3 separate regions of the Homo sapiens genome follow, and all the other regions are linked to region 2. The links are chromatin loops, found by intact Hi-C in ENCODE. Cell type or tissue: ascending aorta. All regions are shown on one strand. Region 1 has its middle 23 kb from the start of KLHL36. Region 2 overlaps USP10 (ubiquitin specific peptidase 10). Region 3 holds the start of KLHL36 (kelch like family member 36).

Region 1 (8,000 bases), 54 kb before region 2:
CTTCCTTTTGGTGTTGTGGGGAGGCTGGGACATTTCAATTCTGCTTTCATTGTGTTTCTAATTACTGTATTTTGCCAGGAATTTCATTCAGTTCCTTGATTGCAGGGCTAAGTCCCCGTGACCTGAAATGAAACTATTTGCTTAAATGTGTGTCAACTGGGGTAATTTGATTAGAAAAGAAACACAGAAACCAAGGGAAACAGCTTATGACAAGCAGTGTGCTATCTTTATCAGAAAAAATGCAATCACAATACTCTAAGAACCAGCTCTGTTTTCCTTCGGGCGCTCCCCTGCCTTGCTGGGGTTTTGCAAGGCCACCAGCAGAGAAGCCCAGGCACGGTTGTGCACCCTTTCCTTGTCCCTTCGGCAGGTCAGCATCGGGAGGGTTGGGGAGGGGTGTCTGCGCAGCCATCATACCTGATAAGGTGGTTAGAATTTGCCTCTGAGCCAGTGAGCCCCAAACGGGACCCGCTGCCCGGTGCCGACTTCCTCACCTGGGTTCTTTCGCATCCGCTTCAGAAGCATCTCAGGTTAGGTTGATAGTCTCCCGATTTTCCAGGTGAAGAATCCAAAGCTCAGGTTAATTACCTTACCCCAACTGTATTGTCTTCCCCGCCCAGCCAGTCAGTCGTTGCCTTGGTTTGAGTTCTCTTCAACGCAGAACCTTAGACAAGGACTTGGACACAGGTAGGGCAGAGAGGTGGTCCCCGGGAAGCCAGAATGCCATGAAGAAGGAGAGAAGGCCCACGAGAAGGTGCTTTATTGCCGAGTAACCCCAAGCCACGGCTTCCAACAATATCATGGCGGACCACTCTGCAGGTTGACTGGGCTTGGCTCAGAGGCTCTCCCCTGAGGCTCCTGCACGGTCACATGGTCATGGACAGGTAGTGGCTCTTGAAGGCGTGAGTGAGAACACACAGCTCCTCCAGCATCTCCCTCTCCCTTTCTTCTCTCTCCCTCTCTCCCTGCCTTCTCATTTCCCCTTCTCTTCCCCGCCCCCCCAGTCTCTTTCTCTCTCTCTCCTTGTTCACTTTGGTCTGGCTCTCTCTGGTCTCTTCACACGGCCTCACCTAGATTTCTTACATGGCAGCCAAAGGCTCCCAGAGCAAACGTCCCAGGTGTGATGAGCAGAGGCCACGTGGCTTCTGCCAGAACCTCCTGGGAAGTCAGGGAGTCAGTTTGCTGCATTTCACCTCTTGAGGCCATCAGAAAACTCCCCCAGGTTGCTGGCCCTGCGAGAGGTGTCAGCCGTGTCCCGTCCCTGACCCTGGAACCCTATCTGCAAACCATGGGAGGAGCTGGGTGTGATGGCTCACACCTGTAATTCCAGCACTTTTAGAGACCTAGGCAGGAGGATTGCTTGGGCCCAGGAGTCTGAGACCAGCCGGGGCAACATAGGGAGACCTCTGACTCTACAAAAAAAAAAATTTTTTTTTTTTTTTTTTGAGACAGAGTCTTGCTCTGTCACCCAGGCTGGAATACAGTGGCAGGATCTCGGCTCACTACAACCTCCACCTCCTGGGTTCAAGCGATTCTCCTGTCTCAGCCTCCCGAGTAGCTGAGATTACAGGCATGCGCCACCACACCCAGCTAATTTTTGTATTTTTTTAGTAGAGATGGGTTTTCACCATGTTGGCCAGGCTGGTCTTGAACTCCTGACCTCAGGTGATCTGCTCATCTCGGCTCCCAAAGTGTTGGGATTACGGGCGTGAGCCACCGTGCCTGGCTTTTTTTTTTTTTTTAACAGGGTCTTGCTCTGTTGCCCAGGCTGGAGTACAGTGGCGTGATCTTGGCTCACTGCAGCCTCCTAGGTTCAAGTGACTCTCCTGCCTCAGCCTCCCGAGTAGCTGGGACTACAGGCGTGTGCCACCATGCCCAGCTAATTATTATTATTTTTTTTAATAGAGATGGGGTTTCACCATGTTGGCCAGACTGGTCTCGAACTCCTGACTTCAGGCCATCTGCCCACCTCGGCCTCCCAAAGTGCTGGGATTACAGGTGTGAGCCACCGTGCCCAGCCAAAATTTTTTTAAAAAAAATTATTCAAGCATAGTAGCTCACACCTGTAATCCCAACACTTTGGGAGGCCAAGGCAAGAAGATCACTTGAAGCCAGGATTTCAAGACCAGCTTGGGTAACACAGTGAGACCTGATTTCCACAAAAAAAATGGAAAATCAGCCAGGCATGGTGGTGCATCGTTGTAGTTCTAGCTGCTTGGGAGGCTGAGGCAGGAGGATTGCTTGAGCCTGTGAGGTTCAGGCTGCAGTGAGCTATGATCACACCACTGCACTCCAGGCTGGGCTACAGAGCAAGACCCTGTTCTTTAAAAGAAAAAAAAAAAAGCCCTCAGTGGAAGGAAGGTATGTTCCTAAGGCCACTGCCTCAGACGGCAGGGGTTTGATGTTGCTGGGCCCGCATGCTGTCGGTTGGAGAGGAGAGCATTTATGGGGCCTGCGCTGCTCAGTGAGGGCTGCTCCCAGAGGCCTTGGCGCACTTCAGCTCCTGGCTGCCGTGCACACACAGAGCCAACCAACAGCCAAGCAGGGCCTGAGTGGCCATGGGACGGAAGTGCAGTGTGTGATGGAGGGGACACCGTCAGCACGTGGCCACCCCGAGCCTGCACTGGGTGCCCAGCGCCGCTGTGGCTAGAATCAGCAGAGGGCCAAGGGCCTGCACTAGGACACCAGGGGTAGCTGCTCAGCAGGGGCAGATGTTAACCCAGGTCTGCCAGCTAAGACCACATTTTTTTTTGTTTGAGACAGAATCTCACTCTGTAGCCCATGCTGGAGTGCAGTGGCACAATGTCAGCTCGTTGCAACCTCCGCCTCCTGGGTTCCAGCGATTCTCCTGCCTCAGCCTCCCGAGTAGCTGGGATTATAGGTATGCACCACCACGCCCAGCTAATTTTTGTATTTTTAGTAGAGACAGGGCTTCCCCATATTGGCCAGGCTGGTCTTAAACTCCTGACCTCAAGTGATCCGCCTGCCTCGGCCTCCCGAAATGCTGGGATTACAGGCGTGAGCCACCGCGCCTGGCCATATTTTTTAACAACTCTAAAACAACCACCACCAGAGTCTCTGTATAGGGTTCAGAATTGTGTCCCCAAAGGCTCCACTACAATGCAAATGTGTGAGTGGAGAGGTTAACCAGGGAAGCCCTGGACTTCCACAAAACCATCGGCAGAGATTTCTGTTACCTCACCCAAAGGGAACAGAGAGGCAGTGGATACCGGACAGGGCGTCTTCGTGGGGTCAGGGGAGGGCGGAGGGAGGACCCGCACAGACCCCATCGTTGCTACCTGTTGGCTGAGGCCTGGGCCACTCTCTCAAGGACCTGCCCACAGCCTTAAATCAAGACCGATTAGAACTCACTTTCCCGCTGGAGCACGATAGTTCTGAATGAACTCTGCGTTCACTCTCAACACACGTACTCATCAAGCCTCCACTCTGTGCCAGACAGGCGCTGTACTAGATGCTGGGGATCGGGTGGTGGACAAAGAAGCAGGCTGCCTGCCCCCAGGGGCAGAAACAGACCAACAAGATACATAGGTCAGGTGGGGATAAGTGATATGAATGTACTAAAACCCGCTGTGTTGTATACTTTTTTTTTTTTTTTTTTTTGAGACAGAGTCTCCCTCTGTCGCCCAGTCTGGAGTGCAGTAGCACGATCTCTGCTCACTGCAACCTCCACCTCTCAGGTTCAAGTGATTCTCATGCCTCAGCCTCCCGAGTAGCTGGGATTACAGGCACCGGACACCACACCTGGCTAATTTTTGTATTTTTAGTAGAGACGGGGTTTCACCATGTTGGCCAGGATGGTCTCGAACTCCTGATCTCAAGTGATCCACCCCCTTGGCCTCCCAAAGTGCTGGACAGGCGTGAGCCATAGTGCCTGGCCTACATTGTATACTTTCAATGTATACAAGTCAGTGGATTTTAGTACATTAGTTTGTGAATCTCAAACTACAACTTTTTTTAAAAAGCTCTGCAGGGGAAGGATGTGCAGCAAGTTAGAGGAGCAAAGTGCTGAAAATGTGAGAAATGGGAGCTGGCGCATCACAGAAGGCTGTGAGCTCGGGAAGGAGGTGATCTGATTCGTTTTCAAAGGAGAGCTTCGGCAGCTGCTGGGTGTGTGTTTGTGTGTGTCCAAGTCTATGAATTTTAACAAATAACCAATTATTCACAAAAATCAAAGCCCATTAATGGATGCATGGATAAACACAATCTGGTCTGTCCCTGCAACGGACTATTATCCAGTCCGTAATACAGAATTAAATTCTGATCCACGCTACAACATGGATGAACCTTGGAAACGTGATGCTGAGTGAAAGAAGCCAGACACAAAAGGCCACATGTTGTATGATTCCATTTCTGTGAAATGTCCAGAATTCGTCAGAATAGGCAAATTCATAGAGACAAAGTAGATTCGTGGATGCTTAGGGCTGGGGTGGGGACGAGGAAGGATGGGGAGCAACAGCTCAAGGGCACGGTATTTATCTTTGTGGTGATGAAAATGTTCTAAAACTGGGTGATGGTCGCACGCATCTGTGACTGTACAAAAAATGGAATCGTACACTTTGAATGGGTGAAATGTATGGTATGTGAATGATATCTCAAGTTGTTTAAAATATTAGAGCAATATTTCCCTCCATTCTCGGAGTTCTGTGTATTGGTCTCCTAGACAGTACAGGTTGAGAGGCAGAATTCAACCTCCCTGCTTAGATTCTAAAACGGGTTAAAACGGTGAGACTAGAGGCAACATTCATCTCAAGTCTGCGTGAGAGCAGAGCTCAGGGCATCCTCCAGGGGGCGCGCTAGAGCAGCAGTCCTGAAAATGCGGTCCCTAGACCAGCAGCGGCCGTGACAGTGGGAACTTAGCAATGCAAACTGCCAGGTCCACCCCCAGACCAGCTGAATCAGCCACTCCTGGGCTGGGGGCCTGCCAATGCGTGTGTTTACAATGTTTACAAGCCCTCCCAGTGATTCTTTTTTTTTTTTTTTTTTTTGAGACGGAGTCTTGCCCTGTTGCCCAGGCTGGAGTGCGGTGGCGTGATTTCTGCTCCCTGCAACCTCCACCTCCACCTCCCAGGTTCAAGCGATTCTCCTGCTTCAGCCTTCCAAGTAGCTGGGATTACAGGCGTGCGCCACCGCGCCCAGCCAATTTTTGTATTTTTAGTAGAGACGTGGAGGGGAGGGGTGGGTGAGGTGGGATTCACCAAGTTGGCCAGGCTGGTCTTGAACTCCTGACCTCAAGTGATCCACCCACCTTGGCCTCCCAGAGTGCTGGGATTACAGGCGCGAGCCACCGTGCCTGGCCCTCTCCTGGTGATTCTGATGCCTGCTCAAGTCGGAGAACCACTGTTCTCCAAAGGTATCTGTCTCCATTCTCCACCCACAGACCTACCTAAGCTATGAGTCCCTGCCCATAGCCAACAGCTGTGCCTGGCTTGCTCCGGCCGAAACCTGAACCAAGGGGCAGCTTTCAGATTAAGCACAGCCGGGTCTGAATCTTCTGCCTTGGGAAGTCTGGGAAAGGCCTTGGAGTCAGCCTCTGCAGGGGCATGCACCTGTTGCCTCCCTGAGAAAGTCACCTCCTCTGTGCCCTTCCTGTTGATGGCAGCAGGAAGGCTGTGGCATGGCCCAACCCTTTAACTGGTGTCCAGCATCCGCTGGCTGTGTGCTCAGAGCATGCTCAGAGCCTCATGCTCTGTTCGGATGGGATCCTTTTACCAGGTATGCTGCAATAGTGTGATTCATCCCCCCAGGGGCCCCAGCCCCACTCTTGCAGGCATCTAAAGGTGCTAAAAATACATAACTCCTAAGTGCGGTTCTGTATTTCTGACTGTACCAGTGTTGTGGGCCTTTTTATGCTCCAAGCTGAAATTCAAGAGGCCTGGATTCCAATATAAGGCCCATGATTAATGGGCCTCCAGCAAGGCCTCACTCAGCATCTCCTGTATTTAGATGGGGCCTAAAGCATGTCTCTGTGATGTGGACCAAGCACGGGGCTATAAGTCAGGGAGTGTGAGTTGCAGCCTTGGCTCTGTCACGTGCACCTGGGCCAGGGCTTCATCTTGTTCAATTTCAGTTCCTCACACTATGGGATAAGATGGTTGGAGATTAGCGCTCCTCTGGGTGTGATCTGCAGAGCCCTGGTCTGCCTAAAGGACCTGCCTGAGGTCCTTTAAGCAGCTGCCTAAAGGAGTTTGTGGTCAGGAAACATTTGGGGAGCTCTGGAGATACATTCCCCCTCTGGGAGACTCAACATTAGAGAACACGTTCATATTTCTTTTATTTTCTTTTTTCTTTCTTTTTCAGATGGAGTCCTGCTCTGTCACCCAGGTTAGAGTGCACTGCAACCTCCACCTCCTGGGTTCAAGTGATTCTCCTGCCTCAACCTCCCGAGTAGCTGGGACTATAGGCGCCTGCCACCATGCCAGGCTAATTTTTGTATTTTTAGTAGAGACGAGATTTCACCATGTTGGCCAGGCTGGTCTCAAACTCCCGACCTCAAGTGATCGGCCCTCCTCGGCCTCCCAAAGTGCTGGGATTACAGGTGTGAGCCACGGAGCCCAGCCCAAGGCCTGGCTTTTGATTTTGCAGATCTAAAATCTTGATTTGGTTCATGCATCTGTAGTGGTTAAGTTTGCTTGTAACTTGGCTGGGCCGTGGCACACGGCTGTGTGTTTGAACATTATTGTAGATGTTTCTGTGAAAGTGTTTTTGGATGGGATTAACATTTAAACTGATGGATTTTGAGATTGCCCTCCAGTATGTGGGTGGGCCTTTTCCAATCGGTTGTAGGCCGTAAGAGAATAAACTCTGAGTTTCCTGAGCAAGAGGGAGCAGCAGACAGCCTTCAGACATCAGCTGCAACATCAGCTCTTCCCTGGGTCTCCAGCCTGCCAGCTGACTTAAAGTCATTCTCTCTGTCTCTCCCTCTCACTGTGTGTGTGCATGTGTGTGTGCGCGCATCTGGCCATGGTGGCCTGTGCCTATAGTCCTAGCTACTCCGGAGGCTGAGGTGGAAGGATCGCTTGAGCCCAGGAGTTGAAGGCTATAGTGAGCTGTGATTGAGCCACTGCACTCCAGCTTGTACGACGGAGCCTTGCTCCATCTCTCAACTATCTATCTATCTGTATATAAACACGCACACAATTGATCCTTGAATAATATGCGTATGAACTGCGTGGTCCACTTTTACACGAATTTTCTTTTGTTTCTGTCGCCCCTGAGACAGCAAAACCAACCCCTCCTCTTCCTTCTTCTCCTCAGTCTATGCAACATGAAGGCAACCAAGATGAAGACCTTCGTGATGATCCATTTCTACTTAATGAATAATAAATATATTTTCTCTTTCTTTTTTTTTAAGAGATAGAGTCAGGCTGGAGTGCAGTGGTGTAATCACAGCTCACTGTAGCTGCAAACTCCTAGGCTCAAGTGATCCTCCCACCTCAGCCACCCGAGTACCTGGGACTACAGGCACACACCATCACACCTGGCTAATTTTAAAACATTTTTGTAGAGATGGGGTCTCACTATGTTGCCCAGACTGGTCTCAGACTCCTGGACTCAAGCGATCCTCCCACCCTGGCCTTCCAAAGCGTTGGGATTACAGGCATGAGCCACCGTGCCTTATGATTTTCTTAATAATGTTTCTTTTCTCTGGGTCACTTTATTGTAAGAATACAGTATATAATACATGTCACATATAAAACGTGTTAATCGACTGTTTATGTTATTGGTTAGACTTCTGGTCAACAGTAGGCTATTAGTAGTTAAGTTTTGGGGGAGCCAAAAGTCATACTAAAATTTTTGACTGTGCAGGGGGTCAGTGCCCCAACCCCTGCATCGTTCAAGAGTTGTCCACGTGCACACGCATGCGCGCACACACACACACACACAAACACAGGCATGCACACACATGCACACACATGCAAACACACAGGCATGCACGCACACACACGCATGCACACACGCACACATGCACACACATTTTA
Region 2 (8,000 bases):
GCCCCTTTGCCATGAATCCCCACCTTGTCCAGGCAGCTAGTGGTCTGCTTCTGTCACTATAGGCTAAGAAAGTTTGCCTTTTCTAGAATTACATTGGCCCAGAATTACACAAACTGTACTCTTTTGTTTGGTTACCTTCACCTGACCCAACTATTTAGATTTAGCCATGTTGAGTGTTGAGTTCCAGCCTTTTCAGTACTGGGTAGTATTCCTTTGTGGATGTCCCACAGTTTGCTTGTCTCTTTCCTCTTGATAGACATTTTTGTTGTTCCCACTGTTTGAATCTGCTGTTCACATTCATGTACAAGTGTCTGTGTGGACATAGGTTTTCATTTCTTGTGGGTAAAATGTGGTAAGCGTATATTCTATTCTGTAAGAAACTGCAAGGCTTTTTCAAAGCGGCCATGCCGTTTTCTATCTGCACCAGCAGTGTATGAGAATGCTTCTTCTCTGTCCTCACCAACATTTGATATTGTCAGTCTTCTTTTTTTGAGACAGAGTCTCACTCTGTCTCCCAGGCTGGAGTGCAGTGGTGTGATCTTGGCTCACTGAAACCTTCACCTCCCAGGTTTAAGCAGTTCTCCTGCTAGCCTCCCGAGTAGCTGGGATTACAGGCAGACTCCCCCACGCCCAGCTAATTTTTGTATTTTTAGTAGAGATGGAGTTTCACCATGTTGGCCAGTCTCGAACTCCCTAACCTCAAGTGATTTGTCCGCCTCGGCCTCCCAAAGTGCTGGGATTACAGGTGTGAGCCACTGCGTCCGGCTCAGTCGTCTTAATTTTATAGTACATCAATTTAAATGATAATTTTTTGTCCCTAGGAACATGAGTTCCTGTCATTGACAGCAAAGTGAAACTGAGTACAAATAGGTGGTTCTTAGTGAAATGTGCCCAGAAAGACAGTTTGAGCAGAAAGGAGGGACCAAGAAATACAGGATGCATGCCTGCTTCACACTGGAAACCGGTGGTCTTATTTGAGGGTCAAAGATGGGGGGTGGGGAATAAAGTCGATTTTAAAAGGATTGACCGGCTCCGATACCTTCTGATCACATCCAGGGTTTTTTTTTTTTTGGCCTTTTTTCCCCCTTATACACTTAAGATTTTGAAAAGTGGTTTCTCTTTAGCTTGGGAAATGGATCACATGGTAATTGTTAATGATTTTTCTTTAGGTCAAAATAGGTGTTCCTTTAAAGTGTTCTGTGAAGCTTAATTCACTTACGTTGAATAAGTCTTATATTTTAAAATATAAGTTTAAGTGTTATACTTTAAAAATAAGTGTTATTTCTTGATTGTATTTATTTGAAGATTATATTTGAGAATGAAAGATGTACTCCTAGCTGGAACATCTCTGGTGATAATAAAAACATGAGAATAAAAACCATTCAGAGTGATCAAGTTAAGACTGTCAGCCCACTGACGCCTGGGAAGTCACAATGATTGCTATGTAGTTTGGAGAAATTATTCCTTATCCTTAGATAAGCTTTTTATTTGTGTGGGTTTTTTCATCTTCCTCTTCCTGAATTCATTTGTTCAACAAAGCTATTTTGAGCACCTACTCTATGCCAAGTCTACTGCATTAACTTCTGGCTAAACAAAGATGGATCTAACTCGATTCTTGTACTTTAAAGAAATCAGCTTTATGGAGGTATAACGTATGTGCGGTGAATTTCACCCATTTAAAGTGTATATTTCCATGAATTTTAACAGATGTATTCATTTGTGTAATCACCTCCACAATCAAGACACCAGTTCTGTCATTCCCCAGAATGACATTGAGCCCCCTTGCAGCCTCTTCTTTTGTTCGTCCTTGGCCCCAGCAAAGATAGAACTGCTTCTGTTACAGTTTCTTTTTTATTGGTTTCATCTTCCATTTCTTTTTTTCTTAAGGTCAGCACCAAGGTGATTGTAATGAATATGAAAGTTGGTGGAATCTTGAACTTCTACTAGGGCTATCCCAGATAAAGTTGACTGAATTTACTCCCTAATTTATCTGCTGTGTTTCATACAATAGCAATTTTACACAGGAAGTTATTCAATAATGAGGGCTATCTATATTACCTTGCTATTTAGTACTAGTTAAGAGCAAAGCGAGTTAAAATTTAATGGCCATTTTGTAATACAGTTCTAATATAGACACAGGACTGGAAAGTTGGTAAAAGTGGGTTTCTGTTAAGTGAATCATGTTTTCTAATTTGGAGATTCAATCTGAATTCAATCTAAAATTTCTGAAGGAAATTTTAGCTCGGAATCTCCATGAAAGCACTTAATATACAGCCAACCTGTTAAAAACCATACTTTGAGAGGTAAAATGATTACTTTTTGATAGCACTTTAATAGTAGAAATAGAATATACAAACAGGGAAGTAGACACTCAATTGCAGTACTTTGACATTTGAGTTTCAAGGAGAGAGGCTGCCTGTGAGAGTGACTTTGTGATAGTTTGTCTACTTTGTTCGCTTCTCAGGACCTCTTTGCCCCAAGAAAGTAAAGCAAAATTTTGCTATAGCCCTATTAGTGAGGGAACAAAACTTCTCTTCCTCCTTCTTCCTTTGTCTGCTTCTGCCATTTGTAACACTTAGTTCAGCTTGCAGTTGGCTTGCACTGTAATAAAACTGTAAATGTCACCATGCCCTGACCCCTGTGTGTGTTGTGTTCAAAGTTTTACTCTCGTAGTCTCGCATAGTTGAGTGTGGATTGTTGATGCTCAGTGCATATTGTTAAATTGGCGAACTTCCTGGTGTGCATTCACTAGTTGATGATAGTGTCATCTCCAGATGTCCTCAGAACCACCCACACCACCTTCTGAAGTTGAAAGCACACAATGATTGTTCAGTAGATATCAGCTAGCACCCATAACTTACTGGGCTTTGATTCATAAAGCCTAGTAAAGAAATTAAAATTTTTATTTTGATATAAGTACTGACCTTTTTTAAAACTTTATTGAGATATAATTCACATGCTGTGGAGTTTGTGTATTTGAATAAATATGCATTTCAGTGGTTTTTAGTGTATTCACAAAGTTTTGCAGCTAACACCGTAGTCCATTTTAGAACATTTCATCATCCCCAAAAGAAAGCTCATGTTCATTAGCAGTCACCGCCTCCCGCTCCCCCATTCTCCTCTCCTCCCAGCCCTTGGCAACCATGATCTTTCTGTGTCTGGTAATTTGCCTATTCTTGGCATTTCATATGAATGGAAGAAACAATTTATGGCTCTTTGTGTGTGGCTTTAACTTAGTATAATGTTTTCAAAGTCATCCTGTTGTAGCATGCATTAGTCTGATGACATTTTCTTTTTCTTTTTCTCTTTCTTTTCTTTTTTCTTTTTTGAGACGGAGTTTTGCTCTTGTTACCCGGGCTGGAGTGCAAATGGCACGATTTCCGCTCACTGCAACCTCTGCCTGCTGGGTTCAAGCAATTCTCCTGCCTCAGCCTCCTGAGTAGCTGAGATTAGAGGCGCCTGCCACCATGCCCGGCTAATTTTTTTTTGTGTTTTTAGTAGAGACAGGGTTTCACCATGTTGGCAGTCTGTTCTCTGACTCCTGACCTCAGGTGATCCACCCGCCTCGGCCCCCCAGAGTGCTGGGATTACAGGTGTGAGCCACCGTGCCCGGCCTGTCTGACGACATTTTCAAACCCGTGTTTCTTAATCCTTTTTAGATCCAAGAGATCCTTTTGGAGATGGGAAGAATTTTAGAAGTTGTCTGGTCCAACATACCTTCATTTTGTAGATGAGATTAAGGCTTTAATCATGCCAAACAGTCTATTGCTCTTTTCATGTTTCCCCAAATTGAGCTTATTTGGATCAGGAGAAGAGGGAGAATACTTTATACTTCTCAGCTTCTTGTGTATTTGACTGTGACCTGGTTATACCATTTGCCACTGTGAGGCTTAGCTGTGCATCTGTGAATGGGAGATTGTTCTTAGAGATTGGTCATAGTTGTCCACCTGCCTCGGAAACTGCAGGTACAAATGCAGCAGCAAAGTATTTACATTCTTACTTCAGGGCTGATCTCCTATTTCTATCAGTCCTTTTGAAGGCAGAGAATGTTAATTTGGAACAACCTGCATATTTATTCAAATTTCCAGAGAGATGAAACTTTCAGAATGCTGTGCTGCAGCGCCCCCTAGTGCCGTGCTGTACTGATAGTCCCCAGCGTCTCCTGAAGCCGAAAGTGGCGTTTCCCGCAGTTCCGGCGGGAGAGCTGTAGCCAGCAGGTTGTGCAAGTGAACATTAGACATCTTTTCTCCTTCTCGCCTTCCTTGGGCTGAGATGGAGGAATGTGTCTTTATTGCTGAGGGCAAGGTCTTTGTTTTTCCTTTAGCAGGAACACTGGTTTTCCCACTTCGTCTAAACCTTTGCCCAGGGTTTCTCAACTCAGGCCCCCTGAGGGCCGTAGTGGCCTCCACACACCTCCAGAAGGTAAACTGAGCCAGCTTAGCCAACAGGCTATGCTTCAGGGAGGAAGGTGTCTTTTGTTCCCATCCCTGCTGTGGTGTGGGCTTGCCCCCCTTTTCTCGAAGTGTTTCTTGTATATTTTTTTCCACATCCTCTTGAGAAAGGATCAGAAAGTAAAGATGTGAACAGTGAGAGTTTTGAAAGCCCGGGATGGAGGCCGGATGGGATATGAGGGGAAGTGGTGGAGGGGAATAAATAGCTTCTCTAGTTCACAGTCTTACTTCCCCTAAAAAGGGGAAGAAATGCCTGAAGCCCTTGTACTTTGCTCCCCCGAATCGCAGGCATTTCTGTGCCGTCCCGCCCCTGGGCATTTCCTATGCAACCACAGGACGCGGGAAAGGAGCGTTTGTTACTGCTTTCTGATACCTCCTTTTGACCCCAGTGTTCTGACTCTGGCAGAGTTGCTGAAACCTTAGGGGGCTTCCCAGTCTTTCCTGATGGTATTTGGTGTAGCTGTGGGAAGGGCAGAGTTAGCCGCAGCAGTGTCACAGTTTCTGTGGTGTGGCATGGCTGACAGGGCCTCCAGGTACCTGCTTTTATTTTAATGACAGCCACCAATATGTCCTAAGCTCTGCACTTTCTTTGAAATTACAAGAAACGATGAACTTACTCGTGCTTTTTAGTCTCCCGTGTGAACTGAATTGTTCTGTATTTTATCTTGCTCTGTTATGGGCAAAACTAATTCATGTCATCAGTGGCATTTCCCTCTTCACTAGGTTGTAAATCCTGTGAAGTCAGACACAGCGTTATTTTCATCTTTATTTTACCCAAACACCTACAATTTTCCCCCCTCATGTGACAGCCTTTGAAATAAGTTAATCTTCCAGAGGAGAGAAAACACTAAACAGTCAAACATAAGGAGAGGGTAAAGGTTTTCCTCATAACCTCACAATTTTCAGTGTTAGCTTTAAAAAAACAAACAAACAAACAAACAAACAAACAAAAACTCTTTATTTGCAAATAGTTTGAAACTTGAAAAGTTGCGGAAAGAAAAATAGTACAAAGAATCCCCAGATGGTCCTTTACCCAGATCCACCTGTTGTTAAGATTAAATCCATTTGCTTAATCATTTGTGTGTGCTGGAATTCTCTGTCTGCAAATACACACTCATACGGATACACATACAGACACACAGACATGGGCTAACAAATGCAAATATACAGACATACAATATTTTTCCAAACCCTTTGAGATTTCAGGGAAGATTACATACACTGTAGCCACTTAATCCTAAATTCTTGAATGTGTATTTCCTAAGAATAGGCATATTCTCTTAAATAACCACAGTAATACGTTACCACTTTCACAAATTTACATTGATGCAGTACTTTTTTCTAACCTGTCCATATTCTAATTTTGGGAGTTGACCATATAATGTCCTTTCTAGAATTTTCCCTTCCAGCACAGGATCCAGTCTAGGGTCAGGAAATGTATTTAGTTATCATGTCTCTAGCTTTTTGTAGTCTGGAAGTTTCCCACAGCCTTTCAGGATATTGACTTTTTTGAACAGCAGTTTCTCCTCCCCTCTTTTGATAACATTCCTCATTTTACCAAACACCTAAAATAACATTTGATTGGAAGTTAGGAAGGCTTTTGGAGAAGGAGATGGTGAAACCAGAACATTTTAATAGCAGTTGGCTGTCCTGAATTTCTGTGATAAACTTTTTGGTGTCACAAACATGCCTTGCTTCAACATTTAGTCAGATATCATTTTAGTTAAATAATTGTCACTCACTGGTATTTGCTATAAATATATTGAATAAATTGAATAAATAATTGAAATATATTGAATAAATATTTGGCCTTTTTTACTTTTTTTTTTTCTCGCTGTTGCCCAGGCTGGAGTTCAGTGGTGCGATCTCGGCTCACTGCAACCTCTGCCTCCCCGGTTCAAGCGATTCCCCTGCCTCAGCCTCCCGGGTAGCTGGGACTACAAGCATGTGCCACCACGCCCGGCTAATTTTTGTATTTTTAATAGAGACGGGGTTTAGCCAGGATGGTCTCAATCTCCTGACCTCGTGATCCGCCTGCCTCGGCCTCCCAAAGTGCTGGGATTACAGGCGTGAGCCACCGTGTCCGGCCTCCTTTTGTAGTTTTATCAAAATTATAATTTATGTCCGTCCACTCACTGGTATTTGCTACTGAATAAGTATTTGGCCATTTTCCCTTTTTGTAGTTTTATCAGCATATGCAAAAATTACCTTTTTTCCTCCCAATAAAGTTGTCATATTCTGTTTTATAAGCAGCACCTCTTCTTTTTTCTTTTTTTTGAGACGGAGTCTTCCTCTGTCATTCAGGCTGGAGTGTAGTGGCACCATCTTGGCTCACTGCAGCCTCCGCCTTCCAGGTTCACGTAATTCTTCTGCATCAGCCTCCCAAGTAGCTGGGATTACAGGCACCCACCACCATGCCTGGCTAATTTTTGTATTTTTAGTGGAGGTGGATTTCACCATTTTGGCTGGGCTGGTCTTGAACTCCTGAAGTCAAGTGATCTGCTCGCCTCGGCTTCTGGAAGTGACGAGATTACAAGCGTGAGCCACCGTGTCTGGCCAAGCAACACTTTGTCTTTTGGAATAGTGTTGATAATAAATGCTTCTTCATTGTAGTGCTTTGAATGATGCATATGATTTTGTTAAATACAAAAATGATGTCTTAACCTTCACATTTGTATGGATTATTTTATCACATCATTCATAATCCATGTTTGAATGGTTACCATGCCAGCTTACTTTGCCAAGAAAGAAATATTTATCGTTTTTCAAAATGTGCATTGCAATTCTAAGAAATTCCGTTTTATTCTTAGGATTCCCCTAGCTTGTGATATCGATGACTTGTCTTTTACTGACATTTGATAGTTAACTCCCCAAATAGAGGATTCCTTTATATGTGGTTATTGGGTTGTATCAGAATTCCTGCTTGAGTATAAGTTATATTTGTATTGACACATAGGAAAAAGATACATGTAGTTTATCTGCCATGAGCATATGGGGAATACTCATTGTATGGGAGATGGAAATTCTAATCAAGTTCCCCGGGAGGCTGAGCGCCTTGCAGAGATGCTCTTAAACCCTTGGCACTGACTTCTTAGCCCGTTCCTTTATTTCAGTTATAAAATCGAAAGGACCGGTTTTAAATATTGCTGAAGTGTAACTGCTCACTTTTAAAAGCTCATGCATTTAAGGATTAAAATGTGATTCACGTGTATTTTGATGGAGTTGTTTTTTGAGCTATGTGAGCCAGTGTTAAGGAAATTAAGTTGGAGTTCAAAACAGCCGTGGCTAGTGATTTGTCAAGTGTTAAATGATAGTTCAGTGTTGCATAGCTGGTAATCAGCAGTTACTTATGGTGTATTTTTTTGCGTGACATGTTTTCATCAAGTCCTAAGCTGTTGTCAATGAGCTCTTGAAACTAACATGCTTATGAAATTATGTCTGTGCAAAATGGGTGTATTTGAAGAGTTGTAAGGTGATTTCTGTTGTGTTTACTTTTTATGATTAATGTTTTGAATAAAGTATGTAGTCCCCTCCCAAGAAAACCCTCCA
Region 3 (8,000 bases), 78 kb before region 2:
TGCACAGAGGTATTGAGGATGGAGATAACCTAAGCCTGGAGTGGTCGTCTTTGGTGACAGTGGCAATTGTTCCACCCAGGAAAGAAAGGAAGAAAGAAAGAAAGAAAGAAAGAAAGAAAGAAAGAAAGAAAGAAAGAAAGAAAGAAAGAAAGAAAGAGAGAGAGAGAGAGAGAAAGAAAGAAAGAAAGAAACGAAGGAAGGAAGGAAAAGAAAGAGGAAAGAAGGAAGGAAGGAAGAAGGGAAGGAAGGAAAGAAGGAAGGAAGGAAAGAAGGAAGGAGAGAGAAAGGAAGAAAAAAGGAAAAAAGGCACCATGTTGGGGAGAGAGTGTGCAAAAGAAAGGAACAAGCTTTTCTCCTGCTTTTTTGGAACAAAAGGTGGCCCACATTTTCATCCTGCACTGGGCCATGCAAAACATATAGCTGGCTGGCTCCATCGGATGGTGCCTGAATCTCAGAAGTGACAGTGTTGAGCTGCTGTTGGGGGCACCAATTAGGACAGGCTTTCAGGGGAGAGGCATGGTTTAGGGTCTTACAAATATGCAGACCTTTGGAGCCAGCAATTCCCCTTCACTGTCAGAGATGTGCATATGGATGTGTGAGCAAGGATGTTCACCACGGCATGATTCATAATAGAGACACCAGCTGGATGCCCAACAATGGGGGGAGGTCAAGGGCACAATCCATACTGAAGGATCAGGCACAGCCATTAAACATCATGTCATCAACGAGGACTTACTGACATGTGAAAAACTCATGACATTTGCAAAATGGGGAAAAAGTCAGCTACCAAGGAGTGTGCACCATAGGATCTCATTTGCATAGGCGTGCAGGGAATATATGCAGGAGAAAAATATTGAGCTGGTTTATCCTTAAATGCCAATAGCTGTTCTCCTCAGGTGGGTTATGTTTTCCTCTTCTGGGCCTGTTTTCCAACTGTCTGCACTGAGCACACATCACTGTCATCAGTGCACTGAGGTACTGTTGGGCAGTGGCCAAGGCTAGGGCTGCAGACACTGGAGGCAGACTCCCTGGGTTCAAAGCCCAGCTCTGCTCCTTACGAGTTCTGGGACCTTGAGCAAGGGATTTAACTTCTCCAGGACTCAGCTTCCCCATCTGCAAACAGGGAAAGTAATGATACCTTCCTCAAAGGATCAAGGTATTAACTCACCATGATAGGGTCATGGCTGATTGACTTGTTTGGCTGTCTTCCTAAAACCCCTGAAATTTTCTTCTTTATATCCCTGGCACCTACCACAGTGCCAGGCTTACAGCAGGTGTTCCTGAAAAGTCTGCTGAATGAACGAAGGAGGGAGTGCATGAATTCATGTAAGGATGGAGATCCACATCCCAGGGTACAGAGATAGTATCAAATGAGTTAATACATGCAGAGGGCTTACAGCACTGCCTAGTGCTTAGAAAACTGGAATTATCATTATGGCAAAGAAATTGTGTAAGAGGAAAATGTTGAGAGAACAATATGAACCAATTTTTTTGAATGATGTAGAAATGAGTGTTTGTTTTATTTTGTTTTGTTTTTGAGACAAGGTCTTGCTCTGTTACCCAGGCTGGAGTACAGTGGCACAACCACAGCTCACTGCAACCTCGACCTCGTGGGCTCAAGCAATCCTCCCACCTTAGCCTCCCAAGTAGCTGGGACTACAAATGCATGCAGCCATGACTGGCTGATGTTTAATTTTTTTTTGTACAGACGAGAGTCTTGCTATGTTGCCCAGGATGGTCTCGAACTCCTGAGCTCAAGTGATCCTTTTTCCTCCCAAAGTGCTGGAATTACCGGCATGAGCCACTACACATGGCTGTTTGGTTTTTTGTTTTGAACTTTTCTGTATTGAGAGTAGCTGAGTAAAGCATGCATTACTTTTATAATTTGGGAGGACACAAAACGTTACTGAAAGAAAAAGACTGAGAGAGTGGTTCACAAAGTGCTGTTGGGGAACGCAGGGTGAAGCCAAGTTAGCCGAGTCCACACCGTTTTCATGTCAAGGTCATGTGTGGATGAGCTTGTCTTAGGCCCTTACTCCGGCCCCCATACACCAGGTTGCACGTCTTCTCATTCATGATGAACACAACACCCGGAAGGCCGATGTTCATGCTGAGTTATAGGCTCTACAGCGAAATCTCTTGTTAGATAAATAGATAGATAGATAGATAGATAGCATAGATACCCATATATAGAGGTGCATGTATCCATTTATCTATATAAGAGTTATAGGCTCTTAAAATATCTACAGCTAAATCTCTTGTTAGACAGATAAATAGATATGATAGATACCCATATATAGAGGGGCATGTATCTATTTATCTACCTATATCTATTTATCAAGAGAATCTTTAACTCTAGCTGTAAAAAAGAATATGTCCAACTCTTGGTGCTCCGTGTATTGCCCCAACACAGTACTCACCACGCTAGGACCATTGCTGATTGACTTGTTTTCCTGTCTTCCTAAGAGCCCTGAAAGTTTCTTCTTTGTATCCCTGGCACCTACTACAGTGCCGGCCACACAGCAGGTGTTCCTGAAAAGTCTGTTGGATGAATGAGAGGCAGTGCATGAATTCATGTCAGAACAGAGATCCATCCACATGTCGGTATGGAGACAGAATAACAGGAGGATTAGCTTTGTCTGGGGTAGGGACAGGTCCAGGAAGGGTCAAAGACAGGCAAGTAAGGCTTGGCAGGGTGAATGTGTACAGTCCCCAAAGAAAAGGGGAGAGAGAGAGAGAGAGATGGGGGACAGCAATCCAGTCAGTGAGAACATCATTTAAAGATCCTTGGCTCACACCTGTAATCCCAGCACTTTGGGAGCCTGAGGCAGGCAGATCACCCGAGGTCAGCAGTTTGAGACCATCCTGGCCAATATGGTGAACCCCATCTCTACTAAAAATACAAAAATTAGCCAGGCGTGGTGGTGGGCGCCTGTAATCCCAGCTACTCAGGAGGCTGAGGCAGGAGAATCGCTTGAATCCAGGAAGTGGAGATTTCAGTGAGTTGAGATTGAGCCGTTGCACTCTAGCCGGGGTGACAGAAAGACTCTGTCTCAAAAAAATAAATAACCATCCCGGCTAACACGGTGAAACCCCGTCTCTACTAAAAATACAAAAAATTAGCCGGGCGAGGTGGTGGACGCCTGTAGTCCCAGCTACTTGGGAGGCTGAGGCAGGAGAATGGCGTGAACCCGGGAGGCGGAGCTTGCAGTGAGCCGAGATCCCGCCACTGCACTCCAGCCTGGGCGACAGAGCGAGACTCCGTCTCAAAAAAAAAAAGAAAAAAAATAAATAAATAAATAAATAAAATAAATAAATAAATAATTAAAAAATAAAGATCCTGTAAGTGGGCTGGGTGTGCTGGCTCACACATGTCATCCCAGCACTTTGGGATACCGAGGCACGAGGATCGCTTGAGCCCAGGGGTTCAAGACCAGCTTGGACAACAAACTGAAACCCTGTCTCTATAAAAATCAAAGAAAAAAAAATAGCCAGGTGTGGCAGCCGGCACCTGTGGTCTCAGCTGCATGAAAGACTGAGGCAGGAGGATCACTTGAGCCTGGGAGGTGGAGGCTGTAGTGAGCACTACACAAAAGAAATCGCTGATCCTTCAGCAGCCATTTCCCACTCCAGCAACTCCCCGCCCCTGGCAACCACTCATCTACTTTCTGTCTCTATGGATTGGCTTGTTCCGGACATTTCACATACACGGAATCATACAGTGTGTGGTCTTTTGTGTCTGGCTTCTTTCACTAAGTATTACATCTCCAAGGTTCATCCCGCTGTAGCATGAGCGAAGTGTGACAATTGATAGATGGATCGATGAAGGTTACATTCATTCATTCCATACACATTTACTGAGCACCTACTGTGTGCCAGTCTTGGCGACGACCCAGTCAGGAATAGAACTAACAGTAAACCCTGCCCTGGAGGGCTTCTGGTAGGGAGGAGAGACAATAAACCGAATAAACTAGTACATTATTTGGAATATTAGACGCTGATAAGAGCTCAAGTGAAGCATGGGGTTGGAAGTTGGGTGCAGAGAGAGGGGCTGTGACTTCGAGCAGAGCGGTCAGCAAAGGCCTCGCCGCAGGGTGGCCGCAGGGACGCTCCCGCTCAGCCCGGAAGGAGGCGAGAGGCGCGGTGCCCGTCCCGGCGACTCTGGGCCAGCAAAGAGCTCCCAGCGCACGCGTCGGTGCCTCGAGGCCCGGGACCCTGCGTGTCTGGTCCCCGCCGTGGCCCTGCGTCCGTGACGGTGGGTGGCACCAGGGAGCATTTCGCGCGGCGGGGCTGGGGCCTGCCTTTGAAGGGACGGAGTCGGGCGTCGTGGTGGGGTGGACACCGGGGATCCCCGGGGCGCGGACGAGGGGGGCGTCCACCCTGCGAGCTCACCCCACGGCCCCCGCGTCCCGCCCTCAGCCGCAGGCCCCGCCCCGCGCCGCCCGGCCCCGCCTCCCCGCGGCCGCCGCCATTGGCCGCGCGCGCCGCCTCCGCCCTCGGCCTCGCACTTCCTGGCGGAGCCATGGCTGCGCAGCGGGCTGGCCGGGGGTCTCCTGAACCCGGGCCCCGCCGCCCCGACCGCCCGGCCCCGCCGCCGGGGCTGTCCCCGCCGCGTCCGTAGCGCGTCCTGCCAGGTGGGCCTCCGCGCGCGCCCACCCTCCAGCCCGGGACCGCCAGGAAGCCGCGCCCGGCCGGGGCGGGGAGCTGGCGGAGATCGGGAGGGTCCCCGGCCACCGCGAGCCGCGACCCCCCTGCGCCCCTTGGTGCCGGGGCGGGCGGGTGGGCGAGTGGGGGCGCCGCGGCCGGGGGAGGGGCCGCCGCCCCCGCAGGTGACACAGGTGCGGCCTGTGCGGACCGCCCCGCGCGTGGCAGGTGAGTGGCCCCCGCCCCGGGCCGTCCCGACTCCGCCTCCTCGCCGCCGGCTGGAGCCTGCTGGGCGGCCGTTGCGCTGAGTTCCGCCTGGGCTGCGGGGTCCGAGCGAACGACAGCGGCGTCCCCGGAGACCCCGCCGGCGAGCCGGTGTCAGCAGCGTCGCTTTCTCCAACGCTGAGGTCGGGAGGGAGCTTGGGGAGGAGGCGCTCTGGGAAACCCCCGGCCGGACGGGGCCTGCGGTCCCATGTTTACTGGAAGACCTTTTCCAGTGACCTGGGATTGTCACTGTGCTTGGGGGTGGCCTTGACCCTTCACCTGCTTCCAAAAAGCGTCGGAGGCCGCTGACGTCCAACACGGGTGGAAATCAGACCCCACCCCCACGCACTTGCAGGAGACAGCAGGGAGCCTCCGGCCCCGCGAACTCTCTCTAGGTATCTTGGCCTAGAAAATAAAGCGTTGAGCGTTAGAAGGCCTGGTTGATTCTGGGCAGGCTGCCTGGGGCGGTGGAGAGAGAGGGCACCTGCTGCTTGCTGTTCTGTGACCTTGGGCAACCCCCCCTGGGGCACCCGAGCGCCAGGTCTCACTGTGGGAACGACGGTGTCACCTCTCAGCGTGAAGGTGGAATGAAGTCGAGTCCGCGGTGGGCACCGCACCAACGCTGGGTTTCTTCTCTTCCCTCTCTGGGCTCTCCAGCATCCTAGGGGAGGGCCGGGGTGGGAACAGCTTGTCATTGTCACAAAGTTTCTAGTTTGTCGAGAGGAATCCAGTTGCCCCTTCTCTCCCTAGGGGAGTTGCACGGGACGGACTGTGCCCGAATTCATTCCTTCCATGGGAACACTGGAGTGCCCTCCCTGTGTCCCCAGTTATCTAAGAACAGTGCTGACTTCTTGTCACATTGTTCTTTATTAGTGAAGACTATTTGTTCAATAGGTAACAAACTCTTCTCATGAACTCAAATAGCGGGGGAAAAAAATCCTCTTTAAAACCTTCGTCTCAGTATGTGACTTGTGCTAATATTAGTTGGCAAAGTCCCTTCTCTGTGTTCCCTTCCATCTTTGAAGCACCTGCCCCTCCCCCTGCCTCCCCCGCCCCCCACACACCAAAGCTTAACTCTGTCTGCAGTGATCCCCCACCCAAGAGCCAGGCAGTGTAGCCTAAGAGTTAAGAGCATGGGCGCTTCCCTGAGCTGGAATCCCAATTCTGCCAGTTCCCAGCTGTGTGACGCCGGGCAGCTTATTTCACCTCACTGCTCTCAGCATCCTCCAGTCACAGTGCTGGCCTCATGGGGTTGCAGTGGGGACTAAGTGAAGATGCAGAGAAGCACTTGGGGACAGTGTGTGTCTAGAATGTACTGTGTACATGGTAGTCATCACTGTACCACATCCTCATCTGCATCATGATATTTTTAAAGTGTGATACTCTCGAACCCGGGCCTCATTCAGCAGCGTGTCATGGTGATGGATCCAGGTTTTGAAGCTGGACAGACCGAGGCGTGATTCTCGGCCGTTTACTAGCTTTGTGACCATGAGATCAATATCCTCATCTGTGAAATGAAATAAGTGATATCAGCCTGGCCAAGTATAATCTTTGTGGGGGTTAAATGAGATGGCACACTTAAGTCACTTAGCTTGGTTCGAGGGCTGTAGTCTGGGCTCCGAAATGATAACTTATCATTATAACCTTGATGTAGCCAAAAGGTAATTATTTGTAGGAAGTGAACCAAATGACATGATATCAGATTTTAGATGATAAAGGAATGGGAGTTAAATGTTCTGTCCAATTCTAACAACCCGATGATTTCTCAACTCGGTGTAAAAGAGTTCTTTGTAGTGCACGGTCCTCCCTCCCTCCTTCTTCCGTGTGACTGTTTTCACTGTCATCCTTGGTATCTGCTAGCAGGGCCTGAAATTAATGAATGACCTAGAGTTATGACTGCATGCTCAGAAATCCTGTTCTTCTCCTAGGGCTGAAATCTCTTTAATGATGGAGGGAAGCAGGCAGACGCGAGTGTCTCGGCCATACAAGATCAGCGAATCATCAAAGGTCTGTGAATGTTCACTCACCACCTATGCAAATTGCCTAAGAAGTGTGATCCTTTTTCTGATTCACTCATTTCTAATCACAGACTGATTTTTTTGTCATTGGTGTTGTCAGTCTCCTTAATGACAAGTAAAGGTGGAAACGGGCAAGGAGCAGAAATTGTCATAAAATCAGACAGTGGGAAGTATGAGGGATGGTAGAGACGCTATGGCCAGATGTCTTCATTTTTCCATGTGACATTCCGGAGCTTTCTTTTTGTGACAACTTGACTCATTCGTTAACCCAAGGAGGTGGATGGGACAGGAAGAAAACTGGGATTCCCATGCCTGCTTGGGGGCTCAAAAACTCCAAGGACAGGTCCATTGAGAACCCAGCCTTCTACCTTAGGGTGAGGGCAACACACCGTGTACCCGGACCCCAAGGGCCTGGAGTCGTCTTCCCTGGTCATGATTCCCTGCGACCTAAGAGCAAGTGAGGGCAAGTTCCCCAGAGCCAGGCTACTGGGGGAGTTCTAATTAGAAATATGTAGCCTGTTCCCACCAGCCACATTAAAATCCAAGAGCCAGACCCGGCTGCTATACTTTCCACAAACTCCTGTCCCCACAGCTGCTGTTGGTAAAGAGTGGGGGAGCCATTGGTATGAGGTTCCTGGTAACCTGTTTCCCCGTTATAAATATTCGTAATGCCCTCTGTTCTTTAGAGGTATCCCTTTTGGAGATTAAATCTTATGGTTACCTCAGATCATGGATTCTCAATGAGTATGATATTGCCCTGAAGTGGGAGAAAATTGGTTCTCGGGAGGGTGGAAGGAATTTTACTCCTTTTATGCATAAGACACAATTATACATACAGTACATGAGCAGACATACAGTGCATCTGTGATGTTAAGATTTTGCTGGGGAGGCTATTAGGGAAAAAAATCTTAAAAGCCTTCTTGTGGGGCAATAATGAAAAAAGATACAGAAACACTTCTTTAGATGAAGGGAGCTGGCAGCAGCCTATAGAGTTGAGAAAAAGGGGGAAAGAGATTCTACAGATTCTAAAAGAAAAACTGGCTGTCATTTTCAAGAGAGGTTGGCTCTCTTGAG

The links. Peaks named below come from ENCODE experiments on the same cell type or tissue, not always from the same donor. Only the 100,000 strongest peaks of a DNase experiment are listed, where the experiment ranks them.
Region 1: it touches region 2 in a loop (8-fold over the local background); 101 of 110 quality-filtered maps call a loop at or near these places.
Region 3: a loop joins it to region 2, with 3.0 times the contacts of the local background. A loop is called at or near these places in 6 of 110 quality-filtered maps.

Annotation. Positions count from the first base shown.
Region 1 is chr16:84,667,692-84,675,691 of GRCh38, forward strand. No RefSeq gene overlaps it. Among named protein-coding and RNA genes, the nearest start is that of KLHL36, 23 kb to the left of the region's middle. RefSeq lists an enhancer at 4,788-5,289. In ascending aorta, a CTCF peak has its summit at 4,803 (motif pointing right); a DNase peak (open chromatin) is centred at 4,830.
Region 2 is chr16:84,722,089-84,730,088 of GRCh38, forward strand. The region is part of intron 1 of USP10 (ubiquitin specific peptidase 10); the gene reads left to right. LOC124903737 (a long non-coding RNA gene) reads right to left here. Exons shown (of 3, transcript XR_007065154.1): 3 at 5,393-6,966. Among named protein-coding and RNA genes, the nearest start is that of USP10, 26 kb to the left of the region's middle. RefSeq lists enhancers at 3,975-4,269, 4,394-4,443, 4,669-5,169. In ascending aorta, a CTCF peak has its summit at 4,125 (motif pointing left); DNase peaks (open chromatin) are centred at 4,153 and 4,717; H3K4me3 peaks cover 432 bases; H3K27ac peaks cover 1,143 bases.
Region 3 is chr16:84,644,016-84,652,015 of GRCh38, forward strand. KLHL36 (kelch like family member 36) reads left to right here and starts at 4,496. Exons shown (of 5, transcript NM_024731.4): 1 at 4,496-4,634; 2 at 6,837-6,915. The coding sequence starts at 6,853. It overlaps LOC105371376 (a long non-coding RNA gene), which reads right to left and starts at 5,564. Exons shown (of 4, transcript XR_933817.2): 1 at 5,477-5,564; 2 at 5,188-5,313; 3 at 2,421-2,541. RefSeq lists silencers at 4,160-4,329, 4,390-4,579, 4,790-5,069. In ascending aorta, a CTCF peak has its summit at 4,215; DNase peaks (open chromatin) are centred at 4,366, 4,936 and 5,326; H3K4me3 peaks cover 2,852 bases; H3K27ac peaks cover 2,964 bases.